Regions from separate parts of the Homo sapiens genome. Here region 1 is linked to region 2. The links are chromatin loops, found by intact Hi-C in ENCODE. Cell type or tissue: CD4-positive, alpha-beta T cell. All regions are shown on one strand.

Evidence for each region. A loop is a pair of places that touch in the nucleus more often than their neighbours do. Peaks named below come from ENCODE experiments on the same cell type or tissue, not always from the same donor. Only the 100,000 strongest peaks of a DNase experiment are listed, where the experiment ranks them.
Region 1: it touches region 2 in a loop (4-fold over the local background); 3 of 110 quality-filtered maps call a loop at or near these places.

What each region holds. Positions count from the first base shown.
Region 1 is chr1:109,041,176-109,043,675 of GRCh38, reverse strand. WDR47 (WD repeat domain 47) reads left to right here and starts at 1,574. Exons shown (of 15, transcript NM_001142551.2): 1 at 1,574-1,814. RefSeq lists a silencer at 1,377-1,926. In CD4-positive, alpha-beta T cell, no CTCF peak of the experiment used is centred here; a DNase peak (open chromatin) is centred at 1,555; H3K4me3 peaks cover 1,460 bases; H3K27ac peaks cover 655 bases.
Region 2 is chr1:109,425,521-109,428,020 of GRCh38, reverse strand. It overlaps PSMA5 (proteasome 20S subunit alpha 5), which reads left to right and starts at 1,573. Exons shown (of 9, transcript NM_002790.4): 1 at 1,573-1,719. The coding sequence starts at 1,691. RefSeq lists enhancers at 1,013-1,072, 579-1,510. In CD4-positive, alpha-beta T cell, no CTCF peak of the experiment used is centred here; DNase peaks (open chromatin) are centred at 790, 1,480, 1,910 and 2,460; H3K4me3 peaks cover 1,985 bases; H3K27ac peaks cover 1,748 bases.

The DNA of each region.
Region 1 (2,500 bases), 380 kb after region 2:
GGTGGCTCACGCCTGTAATCCCAGCACTTTGGGAGGCCGAGGCGGGTGGATCACGAGGTCAGGAGATCAAGACCATCCTGGCTAACACGGTGAAACCCCGTTTCTAATAAAAATACAAAAAAAAAAAAAAAAATTAGCCGGACCTGGTGGCGGGCGCCTGTAGTCCCAGCTACGCGGGAGGCTGAGGCAGGAGAATGGCGTGAACCCGGGAGGCGGAGTTTGCAGTGAGTCGAGATGGCGCCACTGCACTCCAGCCTGGGCGACAGAGCGAGACTCCGTCTCAAAAAAAAAAAAAAAAAAAAAAGATTGCATTGTGTATATGTACCACATTTTCTTTATCCATTTGTCTGTTGATTGACATAGGTTGATTCTATATTTTGGCTATTGTGAATAGTACTGCAATAAGCATGGGAGTGCCAGAAATATTTTTGATGTTTATTCTCTTTACCAGACTGTTACCCCATTTTCCCCTTTTGGGAGGTCCAGCTCACTCTGGACTTTCGCCTCTGTGAGGATGATGTTCTTTTTTCTGTGAGACGGAGTCTCTCGCTCTGTCACCCAGGCCGGAGTGCAGTGGCATGATCTCGGCTCACTGCAACCTCCGTCTCCCAGGTTGAAGCGATTCTCCTGCCTCAGCCTACCAAGTAGCTGTGATTACAGGAGGCTTGCCAGCACACCCGGCTAATTTTTGTATTTTTAGTAGAGACGGGGTTTCACCATGTTGGCCAGGCTGGTCTCAAACTCCTGACCTCAGGTGATCCGCCCGCCTCGGCCTCCTAAAGTGCTGGAATTGCAGGCGTGAGCCACCGCGCCTGGCCGAGAATGATGTTCTTACAGGTTTGTGTAATTGTATTCTTCCTTATGGTTATACTTCCTGGATGCTTAATTAAGCTCGGTTGAACATCACGTATATTTGTGGAATAAGGGGCTTACAACCAACAGGAGTAGACAAAACCTGAACATATTAAATGTTAAGTAACTGAAAAATGCTTTCAAGGCAGATCAGCTTTGCAAAATGAGAAACCAGGAAGGGGACAAACAAACTACTGGAGTTTTCTGGGACGAAGTGGGACCTAGGAAAGCAGCGAAAGAAGGGTAGAAGGCAACATTAATTTCATTAACCTTTATTAATTATCGGGGAGGAGTATGAAGAGTCAATCCTAATGCGCAGTCTTCTCCATTTGCAGGCGACAATCCTGTTCGTGCTATTTTGGGACATGGGGTCACCGGCCAGCTAAGGGTCTACGTCCCTGCCACCAGTCTCACGCTATTGCCGCACCCGTTCTGCTACTCCCCCGGGCCCCTAGCCGGTCCCTCCAAGCCCGACCCCCGCCCGCCCCGCCCAGGCTTTGGTCCGCCCCGCCCAGGCTTTGGTCCGCCCCGCCCCTCCCCGCCCCAGCTTTGGGCCCGCCCCTCCACGCCCCTCCCCGCCCCGCCCCGCCCCGCCGACTCGCCCTTCGGCTCAGGCACCTGCCTGGCCGCCCCGCGCGGCGGGGTCCTGAGGCGCCTCGGGGAAGCGCGGCGATTGGCTGCCGCTCGCGGGTAGAGCTCGGCTCCCCGGCACTTGACAACCGCAGTCTGCAAGAGGCTGAGCTGAGGAGTCGCTGGGCCGGGAGGGGCGGACGTGAGAAGGACGGATTGACGAACTGATGGATTGACGCGCGGGCGGTAGGAGGGAGGACCGACGCCAAACCCAGACCGCCGCCGTCGTGCTCCTGCCGCAGCCCGGAGCCGGCCGCTTCGGGGCCCTGGCCGCCGGCCTCCCAGCCGCGTTCTCCTCCGCCGCTCCTCCGGGCTTGCCCTGGAGCCCTCAGGTGGGTGACTCCGGGAGTCGGAGGCTGGGTCGGTCCGCTGCACACCTCGGGTTGCCATGGTCACCCGTCGCCTCCTGTCACCACCTGACACGGCTCCGACCGGGCGGCCCCGAGGACTGTGTTTGCGGCCCCGGAGAGGGGTCTTTAGTGGGCTTGGGTGCCGACTGGGAGGGGGCTGGGGTCGTGGGTGAGGCCCCAGCATCGCGGGGTGAGGATCTGCGAACTGCTGGGCCCCGGTTCGAGGTCACCGGTCCTGGACCACACCTTTCCCACATTACCAGTTGGATTCTGGGGGCAGAGCGACGCCCCTCGCCCTGGCACTGAGCAGCAAGTGAGCGCGAGGTTCGTGCCCATCTCGCCGCTGCGCCGATTCTTCCTTCCTCGCCCCTTGGTCGAGCCCGTGCGAGAACTGAGGGGCGCGCTCGCGTCCCTTTCTGGGCACGCCTTGGCCCGGAGGAAGAGAGGGAGCGGCGGGGCTGGGAGCCCCGCTGGGGCCGGTTTTGGCCTTTCTCACATCAATGGTCGGGATGGGAGCAGGCCTTTGGGGATCTGGGTGTGGTCGCGGAAAGGGGCAGCGACTCGATTTAGAACTGGGATTGCGCTGGAGGGGCGCCTGCGTAGAAGAACGCAAGGTTGTGGAACTCAAAGGGTTAAACCGCTTCCCTTTATTGGGGAGAAAAATATTG
Region 2 (2,500 bases):
TAACAGATCCCAGAGGATTGCTACTTGGAGTTCTTCCTCAGTTTTATTAGTGCTAAACATCTGATTGGCCAGGGATGACCAAACTAAACTCCTACTGAATCCATGAAGGAAGTCAGAAAATAAAGGGTGGGGAAAACTAATCTTGGTTAATACTCAAAAGGCTTATTTTTACATTTCCTGCACCTTTGAAATGCCTTGGTGACTTACAAACCTAATCTAGGACCAAGAATGAACTTTACTGGAGAGATACAGGCCTTGAGAGGTTAAGGACTTGACTAGTGGTATCACATTAACAACTGGAAATGAGATGCTGGCATTTCCCTTTCCAGCATATACTGCCTGATAAATGATTTCTTTCCCCCGACTCCAGCTTTAAGGTGTAAGTGACAAATAGAAATTGTTCATGTTTATGGTATACAACGTGACGTTTTGATATACATATATATACACACACACACTGCAAATAATTAAATGAAGCTAATCAACATAATCCATCATCTCACATACTTTCCTGTGGTGAGAACATTTAAGGTGTACCCTCTTCACAATTTCAAGTACACAATATATGATTATTAACTATAGAACTCATCCACCTTCTCTGACTGAAACTTTGTATCATTTGACCAACATTTCCCTATATTCCCCACCCCCGTGCCAAGACTTCTTACTTGCCTTTCTTGAACAAATACTTGAATTACAGTGTTATTACGAAGCTGCAAAGTTGCTCCTCAAGCAACTTATTGAAGGGAAGCAAGAAGCGTCGAAAAAGAAAGCGCTTTTTTTTTTTTTTTTTTTTTCGGATAGGGTTTGGCTGTTGCCCAGGCTGGAGTGCAATAGCACGATCTGGGCTCAAAGAAAACACTTATTTTTCACAAACAACAGAAAAAGCAGTGAATATTTTGAAGTCTGGATCCTGAACTCTAGGTTATTTAGGTCTGAAACCTGTACTAGGGGGAGGGGTGCAAGAAAGAGTTGATAAAATTACCTTAACCATGTGGAAACTTTAAGACTTTCTTACATACTAACCCCTCGCCCCCCACTTTTCTCAATAAACGAGCCAAACTGGCTGAAACGAAGGGACTCGTCCGCGGCGCCGGCTCAGACCCACTGTAGCCGACTCATTACCGCCCAAAGTCCTGGAGCCCTCGACCGGGCATGGAGAACACCGTGGAGGAACCCTAAGAGAGGGAATCCTGCGAAGAGAAGTCAGGTGGTGGCCTTGCCGGAAACGGGACCAAAGTCCTCTAGCTGGGATTACGGGAGCCGGCGAGGGACCTATTATGTCAGGGTTCAGACAACCCAGCTCTGCATGCAAGCCTTTCCAATTGCCAGTCTTGGGGCGGGCTCACATCTTCTCTACAAGGCGAACTCACTACACGCCTTGGGTGCCTATCGTCCCTAGCAACCACCCGCGATTTAAGGCGGAAGTACCTCCCTGGTCCTCCTCCTCCTCCGGACCAACCAAGCCCTCGTGAGGAAGCGCGTTGGCCCAATCACCTAGGCGGGAACTACTACCAGCCAATAGGAAGCAGGCACAGGAGGGCGGGCTAAAGAGGTCGCGGTCGCACGCGCAGTTGGTCCTTAGTACTGCGGCCGTGTGGGTGAGTTGGCTGCCGGTGAGTTGGGTGCCGGTGGAGTCGTGTTGGTCCTCAGAATCCCCGCGTAGCCGCTGCCTCCTCCTACCCTCGCCATGTTTCTTACCCGGTCTGAGTACGACAGGTCCGTGCAGCTGGGGGACGTCGGGTGGGAATTATGGGTGGGCAGGCCCGGGACCTGGCCGCGCGGCCTGGGTTCTGCCGTGTCATGGGGCTCCCCAGGAACCCGAGACTGGCCGGACCTGGGGATGTTATGCCCTCCTCAGGCGCCCGCCGTCCTTCCCCAAGCTAGACCACATCGGCGGCACTTGTCCTACCGCTGAGTCACCCCTGGGTCCTAACTCGGTGCGGAAGCGAGAAGCTCCGGCTGGTGCTTGGTAAAGAAGGCGTGAGGAGCCGGAACTCCTACCTTGAACCCGGAGAAGGCCAAGGGTCACTCTTTGCTCCGTTCATCTTTTCGTGCCTAGTATGACTGCCTTGAACAAACAAACAAAAAGTTAAACGTGCTTCCTGGAAGAAAAAGCAACTGGTTTGTAGTAGGGCATGCTGCGGTGTATAGTTTCTTCAGAAGCGCGAAGGCAGTCGTAGCTTTGGCTGGATATATTGTCTGGAGTCTGATTTTATAGGAACTGGAATTTAGAATGGTTTTCAAGAGATTTCTCATCATGCCGATTCCAATTGACCAAAATTTTTTCTGACTTTTTAAAAGTTTAAAGCAAGTTTTAAAAAACTTTTGTGGTATGAAAATGTTCACAATATTAAGTTGTACATATATATGCTGTAGACATTTTTACTTTCAGTTTCTGTTTTCGTCAGTTAAGTTTTTACATAGCTACTCTTTTTTAAAGTCAGGGAAGGCAGACATTTTCTTTGTACTGAGTGGTATGAGATGCTGCATTTCCTGT